Linked DNA regions of Homo sapiens: region 2 is linked to region 1. The links are chromatin contacts, found by Hi-C in ENCODE. All regions are on one chromosome and are shown on one strand. Each heading gives the region's core, a stretch centred on a gene start or an enhancer-like site at or near the end of the contact. The rest is flanking DNA. Distances are from core to core; before and after follow the strand shown. Region 1 holds the start of ZMAT3 (zinc finger matrin-type 3). Region 2 has its middle 22 kb from the start of LINC01206.

The links. A loop is a pair of places that touch in the nucleus more often than their neighbours do. Pooled maps may share reads with other maps.
Region 2: a map with no recorded cell type shows a loop between it and region 1 (8-fold over the local background). The contact joins the enhancer-like site here to the promoter of ZMAT3 in region 1. A Hi-C loop is called at or near these places in 2 of 37 single-sample maps with no recorded cell type and 2 of 50 pooled maps.

Annotation. Positions count from the first base shown.
Region 1 is chr3:179,068,267-179,074,938 of GRCh38, forward strand. ZMAT3 (zinc finger matrin-type 3) reads right to left here and starts at 3,543. Exons shown (of 6, transcript NM_022470.4): 1 at 3,329-3,543. RefSeq lists silencers at 3,270-3,419, 3,560-3,969.
Region 2 is chr3:181,926,848-181,934,264 of GRCh38, forward strand. No RefSeq gene overlaps it. Among named protein-coding and RNA genes, the nearest start is that of LINC01206, 22 kb to the right of the region's middle. RefSeq lists an enhancer at 1-199. Within about 2 kb of position 5,429, at least 2 of the 41 ENCODE cell types and tissues checked have a DNase peak (open chromatin) inside an H3K27ac peak, as active enhancers do.

The DNA of each region.
Region 1 (6,672 bases), core at 2,293-4,792:
GAGGCCAAGGTGGGCAGATCACCTGAGGTCAGGAGTTCGAGACCAGCCTGTTCAAGACAACATGGTGAAACCCCGTCTCTACTAAAAATACAAAAATTAGCCAGGTGTGGTGGCGAGTGCCTGTAATCCCAGCTACTCAGGAGGCTGAGGCAGGAGAATCGCTTGAACCGGGGAGGCAGAGGTGGTCGTGAGCCGAGATCGTGCCATTGCACTCCAGCCTGGGTGACAGAGCAAGACTGTGACTCAAAAAAAAAAAAGACCACCAGCTAAAAATCTTAGCAAACATATCTTCCAACCAACCAATATCAAAAAGAGTGTATAAAAGAATATCATCTTGCAGAATTCTTAAAGCACTTATAGAACTAGCTAAAATTTCAGGGAACTCTAGGAGTAGCCTAAAGTATGACAGAAATAAATAAAATATGTTCCTTCTGATCAACTAGCAATATTTAAGTAGTTGAGCAAATGTATAGCAGAGGTGGCAAACAGCCTGTGGGCCACATACAGCCACAGATGTGCTGTTTGGAATATACAGTTTTGTTTTCATTTTTTTAAGTCGAATTAGTTGTTAGCATTTAAAAATCAAGAGATTCATGGCTTCTCTTGAAAAAGGATGATCTGGCATCACTTGGCCCACATTCCTATATGGGACGCAATTAGCTAGTTAGTGCTCAGAGGCACTGTGCCCTCTAGCGAGGCCTGCCTTCTCTGGGACACCTCAGTCCCCACTCAGCTGCTGCCTGTACTTGTTACTTGCCTGTTCTCTGTGAGCTCTTGAGTTTACAGCCCTGCCTCATACAGCCTTAGATTATATTCATCAGCCCCTGTAAAACCCAAATTTTTCCTCCTTCTCTAGGTAAATTACCTACACAAAATAAGGTATCAAGGAAATGTCCAATGGAGTAATGGATCACACCACCATAAGCCACAGTATAATTCCAGTTCCTCAATCTTGAGGCTATTTCCCTCCTCCTTCTTAACAAATAACTGATAGTCTCTATTATAATTCCCTCAGAAAAGACCCAAAATGTTCCTCTCCCTCTTCAATCTTTATCCATAATGTCTCCTGCCTCCCCCCCAGATGGCGCCGTCTAACCCTGAGTGTCTCAAAATGAACCACAGTACACCCTTTGAGTTCCCAAGATTCTAATTAACCCAAATTAGAATCCTTATTTCAAAATCCACAATTCCCTCCACTCTCTCAATACAGTATTATTAAAACCTCTTCTCTTGGTCAATAGAATATGGCTATTTTAAGCTGCTGAAATTTTCCATCTGCAATGGAAATGTGTACATTATGGCAATAATAGAATTACTAAAATGAATCAAGTAAATTTTGAAAAGTTAAAGTCTATTTTACCATATTTGATAACTACACAGCACCTGAAAATCAAGTAACAACTTTCAGACGAAATTTGGGGTGGGGAGGCAACAAAGGAAATCAGCGTGATGGGAAAATAATGTAGTTAAGGACAAAGTGCATAAGTATTAGTCATAGAATTTAACAATACTTCTCATTAATCACAAAATTTAGAAAAATGATAATATTATTTAATTTTTAAGCAGAAGTGTACTGCCCATATCTCTGGGAACATAAAAGAAAAGCAATATAGAGTTTTAACATTTAAAAAGTCAGGTTCTCTGTAATGGTATTATTTCTCTTAATTGAATCAAGCAAAGATAGTCCAGAAAGCAAAGACAGATATGGTCATTTTAGAAAACGGAACTAAGTAGACAAAGAACAGCTTTTAAAAAGTTTAACTACCTAATAATAATAATTCATAATGTTGAAAAGCTACTGATGTCAAATTGCCACAAACATTCTGCTAGTTCATTAGTGAAAAGGTGGGGGGGGGTGTCAAAACCTCTGGATAAAGGAAATCAGCAATATAAACAGAAAATCAAATGCTACCAATTGCCTAGGCATGTCTGGACTTGTTTTATGAAAGCTCACTTTCACTTGAGGAAATTCTAGCATGTGTCTCCCCCAGTGTTATCTACAGGTTTCCCTCAAAATAAAGATCCTTCTCAAAGAACAGAGGCACAAAAGGCCTCCTACCAGAGGTGACAGTTACCTGATTTAAAGAAAAAATTCTTGCCAAACACAGATTTACCCATTATCACATTTGATCTTTACAATTTTTAAAGAGTAGCTTGATATCCCAAATTTATTTCTTGTTATATTTAACAATCAACACAATGTCGACTCCTCAAAAAAATCTATGTATGACAATTGCATCAAATATTAGTACATTTGCAAACAAAAATTAGTATAAAATATAAATCTTAAAATGAATAAAACCAAGTCTTCAGTGAATGCATGAATGATGGAATACAGAGACCCAAAACATGCAACTCAGATCTGTTCAACTGTTGCATTGGTTTAAAAGGGACTAATTTGAAGACTGGCATAAATATTCTTCAAATCTTAAAAACCAGTCACTTTGATGCTTGCGATGGCATAAATGAAGGATTTATGCTGGTTAATGTCCTGGTTTGGAAAGGAGCTAAGACGACATTAAAGAAAATCAAAGCTTCACAAGGTACCCTGTTTAAAGAAAATTAATTGTCATAGCATACTTAGTTTTAATGATTGGACTGGGGCCTACTCTTCACATACTGTGTTAAAGACAATCTCTTGTCTCATTTGGAGAAATCTACAGAGGAAAGAGAATAGAATAAAGGAACAGGTTAGGAGCACCTCAGCAAACTAGGTAAGTCTGTAATTGGGAATTCTGGAAATGAGGGAAAGGCAGCGAGCATTACTCAGAGGTCATCAGAACGCAGCAAGAAGGAATGAGAGGGAGAAAAGTTAAAAAAAATAATAATAATAATCACTTGAGGCAAGGTGTATCCTATAAAGAAGGCTCAAAAGAACGCAGAAAACTGGGGAAGAGGCCTTGGTGAATTGGCGAATGTTTTTCAGTCTCCGCTGTGACGGTTCCTAATCCTAGAGAACTGTTTACAGATTTGAATCAAAGCTACAGACAGTTCAGCGTCGCCCACATCCACCTTACATTCCTAAGATGTGCATGCATACACACGAACCCACACACGCACCTCAACCCGGTATGGATGCCATCACGAAGGATGGAATCCCCCGACTCCCACGGGGCGGGGGCAACTGAGAGGGCCAAGGCAGCTGCACGCACAGATGATCCACCTGGTCCACGTGAAATGCCTGAAACAAGCAAACTGATAAATAGAAGCAGCGCAAGCCCTGTCACGTGGAGGGCAGATGGAAAGAGCATCGGAAAGGAACCGCTAGTCCCCGGCGCTCCAGGGGCTCGTCCTGAAAGCTCCGCGGCTCCCAATCGCCCGCACTTACCGGAACCCCCGGGACGCGCCGGCAGTCTCCGCGCCGCGTCCGCCCGGGACGCCCGCGACGCCCGCCCTGCGCGCCCGGCTCGGCCCAGCTCGACCCAGCCTCTTCTCGGAGCAACTTTCTCCGCCGGCCGCCGCCGAGCCCCCTCCGCAGCCGAAGGCTGACTGTCAAAAGTCAGTCCAACCCGACCCACAGGGAAACAGCTGCAGGAAGTGACTGCGGAACCGGGAGGCGGTGGAGGAGGAGACTGAGGGCGCCGGCTCGGCGTCGCCACTGCGCATGTGCTTGGCGGAGCAGGCCCGGCAGCGGTGGCAGCGGTAGCAGTGGCGGCTCCCGCATCCCCGGCGGGCGGCGCGTGGGTCAGGTGCCCTGGCCGCGAGCGCAGGGGCGCGGGGTTAGGCCGGCGTGGGGAACAAAGGCACGAGTGAGAGGCGGGAGGGTCCCGCCGCCAATCTCAGCAGACAGCCCCGAAGAGCAGTTCAGCAGATGCCCTGGAAAGTTAATCCTTGGTAGAAGCCTGGGCAGAGCTTTTGCAACTTTCATCTCCAGTCATTGGGATCCAAACATTGTTCATTCTGTTCCTCCCTTAGCCTGCTGGTTGGCGGTTAAGGCGGCTGAGTGGATCCTTTAAACTGCTGCAACAGAACCTTTAAACTGCTGCTCTCCCCACTTCCGCCCCAGGATGGAGGAAGAAGAGCGTGGCTGCCTGCCCAGTATCGGCCTCCCTCACACAAAACGCCCCCACCCACCCACACACACACCTTCCCTCCCCTACACGAAAGTGAGCAGGAGATAGAGGAGACTTTCTCCTGACCCCCAGAGGCTCACCTGCAAGACAGGAAGGACCAGGAAAAGAGTGGCCAACGCTAGGATGTCACATCCTTCATAACCAACCTGGACATCTTCAATGTTAACACTGAGTGATGAGCTGAGGAAATTCCGGCTCTAAACTTATAGCGTAAATTAACTCGTATGAAGATCTGCTGGGGTATTATTTTTGTGTGTGGCAAACGATAACAAATATACTACTTTAAGAGTACAGGCCGGGCGCGGTGGCTCACGCCTGTAATCCCAACACTTTGGGAGGCCGAGGCGGGTGGATCACGGGGTCAGGAGATCGAGACCATCCTGGCTAACACGGTGAAACCCAATCTCTACTAAAAATACAAAAATATTAGCCAGGCGTGGTGGTGGGCGCCTGTAGTCCCAGCTACTCGGGAGGCTGAGGCAGGAGAATGGCGTGAACCCGGGAGGCGGAGCTTGCAGTGAGCCGAGATCGCGCCGCTGCACTCCAGCCTGGGTGACAGAGCGAGACTCCGTCTCAAAAAAAAAAAAAAAAAAAGTACAGTTCAGTGGCATTAAGTACATTTGCATTATTGTGTGGTTATTTTTTAAAACACGAATTAAAATGCCAAGGAGATCTAAGTATAGTAAGATGTGCCCTATTAGTAGGGAAACAACTGCAGGAAATCAAGGCTGTTTCTTTGGCTGAAAAATGCACCAATCCAATACCAACAACAACAAACCATAAAAGACTTCATAAGTACAATGAATATGAAGTACAAACATATACACACAGTGTACACCAGCCATTTGGGGAGAGTAATCCATCACCTGAATTGTTTTTCCAGCTGTATAGGTACATTTACTTTATGTGTCACTATTTTAAAGGGCTATATTGTTTCTAAAATAATAAATGCTGCTAAAATCCACTCTCCAGCCCCTTTTCTATATGGTCTTTAGCCAGTCTTAGAACTTCACAGTCCACACTCCTTATCTAGGACCACAAGTAGGCCTTGCGGAGCCTTTCCGATCTGACCTTCCACCAGTCTCCCCTCATCATTTCACTCACACCCCCATCCATGCCCCTTCATTTCCTGCCTCTGTAATTTAGCTCTGTCTGCATCTTGAATACAAAATGCTTTCTCTCCCCTCCCCTTGAATTGTCAAATCCTACCTGTCCTTCCAGGCCTCTTCTTTCATGAGGTCCCACAGCACTTTTCTCCGCACACCTTGATGACACACTATTTGTTGTCCCACATTATAATTACTTAAGAGATATTTCCTCTGCCCTGTAAATACCTTGAGTCCAGGAAGGATAAATGTCTTGGAGTTTTCAAGTTTTATGTTTGATAGTTTGATGTGTTCTTGTCCATCAGGATGAAAATCTGAACAATTCCATGTTCTCTGCTCACATACTCTTCTCAGACAGCTAGGGCATTTCCTTCCCTGCCTCGGGGAGAAAGAAAAGGCAAATCTGATGCTTGTGTAATAGATATTTGAAGCTCATGGCAGTGACAGTAGTCTCATAAGTCAGAGTTTGTAGTTTAGAATTGGCTGGACTTCATGAGTTTCAGCACATGAGGTGAAAGGAAAAAAAGCCACAAACAATATATTCATCACTTTTGCGGTTGAAAAAAAAAAAAATGGCTGATGGCCACAAAGGTTTATTTCTTATTTGTATTACATGCTGGGTCAGCTGAGGTTCTGCTCCATGGGTCTCCTCAATCCAGTGCCCAAGCTGAAGAAGCTGCCCCTATGTAGAACTTGGCAATTCTCAAGGGAGATGGGAAGAGCCAGAAAGCTGTTAGAAACTTGTGAAGCCTCTTAAAGCTGCTTCTCTAATGTCTCATGACATGTCTACTCAAATCCCATTGGCCAAGGTCTTTCATATGGCCAAACCCCAAGTAAGTGGAGAAGTCTACTTCTTTCATAGGCAAATCACATGGCAATGGGCATGGATTGTAATTTTTTTGGAGTGGGGGTTGTGTGGTTAATTGTAAACAATAATGCAATCTGCCACAAAGATGGGGGAACCAATTTTCTCTCCCCAGAGATATTGGTGTATGTCCCAAAGAAAGGCCTATAAATCCCCACCCACCCACCAGCCACACACACCCAGTCGTTGGGATTCCTTTGAAAGAAACTGTGGAGCTAGAAATAATACAATTCCCACATGTGTGAAGATCTAGAGATTGGGGGCATCTGAGCTCTATTCCCAGTGGGGATCAGAAAAGCAATCAAGGTCTAGGGTTTTGCCTCAATAAGTCAAAAGAGAGTAGGATGTTAGCCTGAACTGTTTCAGCCAGAGGAATGCCCCTAAACTTTTTTTTTTTTTTTTTTTAGTATTTATGGCATTAGAGACTATTCAAGGGAGCTGACAGCTGTAGGGGGCTGATGAGCCTACAGGTCGGAAAGGGGAAGGATAGAACTGAATGAACAGAGCACTGATCTGATAGCAGAGAAAAAATAGACATCGCCTATTGAGGTCAAAGCCAAGGCGTGTTTGCACTGATGTCTACTTCCTCTTGCCACCTGCCTCCCCACTTCACCCAACCCCACCCCAA
Region 2 (7,417 bases), core at 4,179-6,678, 2.9 Mb after region 1:
GCCCCACTGCAAGCTGCGCCTCCTGGGTTCACGCCATTCTCCTGCCTCAGCCTCCCGAGTAGCTGGGACTGCAGGTGTCCGCCATCACGCCCGGCTATGTTTTGTATTTTTAGTAGAGACGGGGTTTCACCGTGTTAGCCAGGATGGTCTCAATCTCCTGCCTCAGCCTCCCAAAGTGCTGGGATTATAGGCGTGAGCCACCGTGCCCGGCCGTACCATATTTTCTTTATCCAATCTGTCATTAGTGAACATTTAGATTGATTCCATGTCTTTGCTATTGTGAATAGTGCTGCAGTGAACATGAAAGTGCCTGTGTCTTTATGGTAGAATGATTTATATTCTTATGGGTGTATACCCAGTAATGGGATTGCTGGGTGAAATGACTGTTCTGCTTTTAGCTCTTTGAGGAATTGCCACATTGCTTTCCTTGATGGTTGAACTAATTTACACTCCCACCAACGGTGTTTAAGAGTTCCCTTTTCTCCACAACCTTGCCAGCATCTGTTGTTTTGACTTTTTATTTTTATTTATTTTATTTTATTATTTATTTATTTATTTTTTTGAGATGGAGTTTCACTCTTGTTGCCCAGGCTGGAGTGCAATGGCACAATCTTGGCTCATTGCAACCTCCGCCTCCCAGGTTCAAGCGATTCTCCTGCCTCAGCTCCCGAGTAGCTGGGATTACAGACATGTACCACCATGCCTGGCTAATTTTTGTATTATTTTTATTGTTATTTTTTAGTACAGATGGGGTTGCTCCATGTTGGTCAGGCTGGTCTTGAACTCCTGACCTCAGGTGATAGGCCTGCCTTGGCCTCCCACAGTGCTGGGATTACAGACGTGAGCCACCAAGCCTGGCCTTGACTTTTTAATAATAGCCATTCTGACTTTTATGAGATGGTATCTCACTGTGGTTTTGATTTGCACTTCTCCAATGATCAGTAATATTAAGCATTTTTTCAAGGCTTGTTAGCCATATGTATGTCTTCTTTTGAAAAGTGTCTGTTCATGTCCCCTGCCAACTTTTTCTATAGGGTTGTTTTTTTTTCTTGTTTAAATTTACTAAATTTAAACAAGAAATTTAAATTTTTTCTTGTTAAATTTATTTAGGTTCTTTATAGATGTTGGATATTAGACCTTTGTCAGATGCATAGTTTGCAAATATTATCTCCCATTCTGTAGGTTGTCTGTTTACTCTGTTGACATTTTCTTTTGTCGTGTAGAAGCTCTTAAGTTTAATTAGTTCCCATTTGTCAATTTTTTTCCTTTTGTTGCAATTGCTTTTGGTGTCTTTGTCATGAAATCTTTGCCCATTCCTATGTCCAGAATGGTATTGCCTCAGTTGTCTTCCAGGGTTTTTATAGTTTTGGGGTTTACATTTAAGTATTTAATCCATCTTGTGTTGACTTTTGTACATGGTGTAAGAAAGGGGTCCAATTTTAATCTTCTGCATATGGCTGGCCAGTCATCCCAGCACCATTTATTTAATCGGTGTCCTTTCCCTATTGCCTGTTTTTGTCAGCTTTGTCGAAGATCATATAGTTGGAGGTGTGCAGCTTTATTTCTGGGCTCTCTATTGTGTTCCACTGGTCTATGTGTCTGCTTTTGTACCAGCATCATGCTGTTTTAGTTACTGTAGCCCTGTAGTATAGTTTGAAGTCAGATAGTGTGATGCTTCCAGCTTTGTTCTTTTTGTTTAGGATTGCCTTGGCTCGTCAGGCTGCTTTTTGGTTTTATATGAATTTTAAAATAGCTTTTTCTAGTTCTGTGAAGAATGTCATTGGTAGTTTGATGGGATTAGCATTCAATCTATAAATTACTTTGGGCAGTTTGGCGATTTTAATGGCATTGATTCTTTCTATCCATGGGCATGGGATGAGCATGGGATGTTTTTCCATTCATTTGTTTTATCTCTGATTTCTTTGAGCAGTGTTTTGTAATTCTCATTGTAGCGATCTTTCACCTCCCTGGTTTGCTATATTCCTAGGTATTTTATTTTTTTTGTGGCAATCGTGAATGGGATTGCATTCCCGATTTTGGCTCTCGGTTTGGCTGTTGTTGGTGTATACAAATGCTAGTGATTTTTATACATTGATTTTGTATCCTGCAACTTTGCTGAAGTTGTTTTTCAGCTGGAGGAGCTTTTGGACAAACTTTCTGCTTTTCTCCTTTCCCTAACCTATGCTATCATCACCTCTTGCCTAGACTGCTGTTACAGTGTGATCTTCCCATTTCAGACTGTGTTTGTCAAGTCCATCCTCCATAATGGGACCTGATTGACCTTTTCAAAATGCAAATCAGAACATGTCACTATCAAGCTTAAAAACATTTAAAAGCTTCTATTACACTTGCTAAAACCCAAAATCCTTACTAAGGCCTGCAAGGCCCTGCTTAGCCCTCCAGCCTCATCACTATGGACCCATACCCTGTGACATCCCACCCCCTACTTCCATTTTATATAGGTGTCCCTGCCAAGTGTTCCAGTGGCATCTCCCACTTCTACCCCAGCACTCATCAGACTGTATGTAACTACTTGCTTAATTATCCATCTCCTCCATCATCGTACACTCAACTCTATGATAGTAGGACCTTGCTTGTTTTGTTTATTGTCTAGTATTCCCGTGGAAAGCACTCAATATCTGATGAGTAAATAAATAAATGAGTTACTTCGGCATGTGTGAATGTGTAGGCAGGGGTGGGGTCTTTTATGCTTCTCAAGCAAGACCAGTAAGGATGTCTGGCCAATTCAATTTAGTTCAAGACAACTCAGTCTAGCAAACAGTTATTAATGAGTATTTATTATGCACTATTGGGCATGTCACAAAGTTGGAGAAGACAAGGCCTCTGCCCTGAAAGACGGTTGCCCTAACCTAACCTGTCACTGGCTGGCATCCTGCTGTTCACGAACAGATGGTTCAAAATCACAGTGCCACTGATGTGAGGACTTCAGGAACTGCCTGATGCCTTCACTTCCCCCTTGATACCTCATCTGTCCTCACTTCAGGTGTTTGCCCAGATTATGCCCGAATTTGCCACATTCGTTAGTATGAGAAAAGAACCGCATAATGACAGAATTCTCTAAAGAACATTCCAATTCCCCACTGCTATGTGCCCTTAGCCACTGGGAAACAAGCAATTTCCACATAAGATTACATTTATAGCAGGAGGTACAGAAAAAGCAGGAGTTAGAAAAAAATCTCAATTCTGTCATGTAATAACAGTTCGACCTCGGGCAAGTCTTGTTTTTTTGTGTATGTTCGTATAAGTAGAGATAACAAAGCCACACCACAGGTTTTTGTGAGTATTAATGCTATTAACAAAAAATAATAATGGCTAAGATATATACAATGCTTGCTTTATGCTAAGTATTGTCTAAGAGCCTATCTCGTTTAATTTTCCTAACAGTCTTGTGTGGTAGTTACTAATATTATCTCTCCTGTTATGAGTAAGGCTGGTGAGGCTTAAGGAACTTTCCCTTAGTTCCTTTTAGTTAAAAAGCAGAGGAACCCGAGTTTTATGTGGGTGGCTTGGCTACATAGTCTGTGCCCTTAATCATCTTGTTACCGTATGAGGTTGAGGTTAATTGAAGATTTTCATAAAATTTCTATTCTATTATTGGGGAAAAACAGCAAAATATTTTTTAAAGGGACTTATTTTATTTCACTTTAATTCTCTTGTTTTCCAGGACCTACAAAGGGAGTGTGCTGTAAAAAGTTTTCTTATTCTATAGAATAAATGGGTGCTGTTAGAAATAACATGGCATCTTTTATGCTATTTTTTTTTTTTGGATGAAGTCTTGCTCCATCACCCAGGCTGGAGTGCAATGACGTGATCTCGGTTCACTACAACTTCTGCCTCCTGGGTTCAAGTGATTCTCCTGCCTCAGCCTCCCAAGTAGCTGGGATTACAGGCATGTGCCACTATGCCTGGCTAATTTTGTATTTTTAGTAGAGATGGGGTTTCGCCATGTTGGTCAGGATGGTCCTGAACTCCTGACCTCAGGTGATCCACCTGCCTCAGCCTTCCAAGTGCTGGGATTACAGGCGTGATCCGGCACCATGTCCGGCAACATCCACTTTTCTAACATGTTCCCACAGCCTTACTTCTGTGGGTCTCAAGCTTTCTTCGTACAAAAATAGGGTTCCACTGTAATGAAACACATTGGGGGATATGAATATTTGGGTCAAAGTCTATGGCATGTAATTGACCTCCCTGGAGGTCAAATAACCAAATTCCCTTAATTACACCTGCTTCTAGGTAACTGAGGCTATTTATACATTCATATTGTATTCTTTCAAAGAGAAATTGGATATAGTGGCAGGAATATAAGCAGTATGCTGTAACTTTAGAAATGTATGCATATTTACATACTTACGCACTCTATAGCTTATATTATAGTATGATTTATTACAGCAAATGAGCCCATCAGCAAAGGGCAATTTTTATGAAATGGCAGCAGCATTTAAAAAGCTTAAACACTGTGGTTCATATTTAGGCCTCAACCTGTTTGAAGGCACATTCTGAAATGTAGGCATAAGGCCCTAAAAAGATGTGAAAATAGGCTGGGCGTGGTGGTTCACAACTGTAATCCCAGCATTTTGGGAGACCTAGGCAGGGTGATCACTTGAGGCCAGGAGTTTTAGACCAGCCTGGCCAACATTGAGAAATACCGTCTCTAGTAAAAATACAAAAATTAGCCAGGTGTGGTGGTGCATGCCTGTAATCCCAGCTACTTGGAAGCCTGAGGCACGAAAATCGCTTGAACCCGGGAGGTGGAGGTTGTAGTGAGCTGAGATCATGCCATTACATTCCAGCCTGGGCGACAGAGCAAGACTGTCTCAAAAAAAAAAAAAAAAAAAGGTAAAAATAAACGTGCATTAAGTAAATAAGATTACACATTTAGTGAGATAAAACATGAACATTTAGAGAAACTGATATTTGGAGTATATGCAATCTATGGCTGAGAACATAGAGAGAAAATGTCTCCTAAGTGATGTTCTGACTGATTTGTATTCCCCCGAAATTCACATGTTAAAGTCCTAGCCACCAGTACCTCAGAATGTGACTTTGTTTGGAGATAGGGCCTTTAAAGAGGTAATTAAGTTGAAATGAGTTTATTAGGGTGGGCTCTACTTTAATATGACTTGTGTCCTTTTAAGAAGAGAAGAGATTAAGACACAGACAAGCACAGGGGGAAGATCATGGGGAGAACACAGTCATTTACAAGCCAAGGAGAGACAGGCTTCAGAAGAAACCAAGTACCGACACCATGATCTCGTTCTTCTAGCCCCCAGAATAGTAACAAAATAAATGTCTGTTGTTTAAGCCACCTAGTCTGTGGTACTTTGTTATGGCAGTTCCCAGCAAACTAATACAAGTGGTTTTACCACTTCCCACTCCTTGATCTTTTTGCCCTTGTTTTTGAAGACACAAGTATTGTTTCAAGTTTTTCTTCTTGATTTGCCGGTGAATATAACATGATTCTCAGAATAGCCAACGAGGAAGTCACAAGGGTTTCATTTCTGTATTGAAGTGTTGGCTGAGTCAAGTTAGAAGCTGGGAGACCTTATATATTAAGTTTATCCTTGAACGGGAACAAAGGATAGGATGCTTATTATATTTGTAGATGACAAGAAACCAGAGAGCACAGTCAACACAAATCATCTTGATTGGCTGAATAGGAGTTAAGCTGAAGTAGAGGAAAATTCCAAAGAGAAAAATCTAAGTTCTTGAACTTAGATTCAAAAAAGTCAATTGCATAAGTGCAAGATGGGAAAGAAATAAACAGTGTATGTACTGAAAACAGTGTGAGTCAACTGAATGATGAGAATGCCCCTAAATTCAGTGTGTTTATAATCCATCAATTATAGAGCCATTGTTTCCGGTGTGTCTGGTAATAAAATGAGCTGCTTTAGGAGGTAGTAAGCTTCCCATTGCTGGAGGTGCCCAAGAAATAATTGGGCGACTGCTTCTTAGGGATGTGGCAGAGGATACATAGATAGCTTGAAGACACACCTGTGGTTGAAGTTAAACTCACATTAATTGTTTCCTGAGAAATTGAAGACCTTCTGTCCCCATGTAATTCTGAGTTTTTGGTATTGCGATTTTTAAATATTAGTAATTAGGAAAACTGGGGGAAGGAACTGGAGATAGCTCTGAAAGCCGATACCACTATTAATTTGCTTTTATCTCGAGTTATTGGTATCTTTTTTGAGAGAAGTCATTTATTTAAATGCGGATTTGGAAACACTGGTCCTTGTATTGACAGTGGCCAGCCTGACAACTTCAGTTATTGACTGAATTTGATTTATTCTGAGGTTAGTGTCTTAAATGGTGATACGTTGATCTTGGTTTCCCCTCCGACCTTTGTTGCTTTTAAGATAATCAGAAGCTGATCTATAAAACATGTGTTTGCCTGCATAGACTAGTGAAATCTTACACTGGGAAAAGTCCCCATTTTAATAAGCTTTAAACAAAAAATTCTACCTTACATGCTAATTAGAATCTAAATTCAGGTGTTAACCTCTTTAACTGAAAGTGCATGTTGAGTAATTGCAGGAAAGGGGCCAATTTCAGGCACAGCAGTAATTACTGAATTAGTAGAAAAGTTCAAGTAGGGCTTCAGATTTCAGATCATTACTGAGCTTTCTGAGGAACAGCTAATCCTGGAGTGATTGGGCTTCTCACACCTGTGTGTGCACTTGTTTGTGTGTGTGTGAGCGTGAATAAGTATAAAGGAAGTTCCATTTAAATTTCAAAGAAATAATCTTGCAAACAACCACAGAATTAGATACTAATATTTCTTGTTATTTAAAAATATAATTTTAATGACCTCTGAATTGACCTTTAATGCTTCCCTACTGATTTTAAAAATGAGGGGAAGTCTGGGTGCGGTGGCTCACTCCTGTAATCCCGCCACTTTTTAGGCCAAGGGTGGGTGGGGGGGGAGATCACGAGGTCAGGAGTTCAAGACCAGCCCGGCCAACATAGTGAAACCCCGACTCTACTCAAAATACAAAAAAAAAATTAGGCAGGCCTGGTGGTGGGCCCCTGTAATCCCGGCTACTCAGCAGGCTGAGGCAGGAGAATCACTTGAACCCGGGAGGCGGAGGTTGCAGTGAGCCAAGATCGTGCCATTGCACTTCAGCCCGAGTGACAATGTGAGACTCTGTCTCAAAAAAAAAAAAAAAAGGAAAAAACCCCAGAATCTGTTCTATCTGATAAAATAACTTTGTTCTTAAAATTTAATCCCCGAATGTCCTGGGAATCAGCCTTTAATATGCTAAGAAGCATCTACCTCTTATATATACTCTACACTGAGGGCCTCATTGAATCTGGTTATCGCCAAAGGTTAATTAAGCTCTTAAACCTACTGTATACATTACATGATTTAATAATCATATGAAAGGACATCATG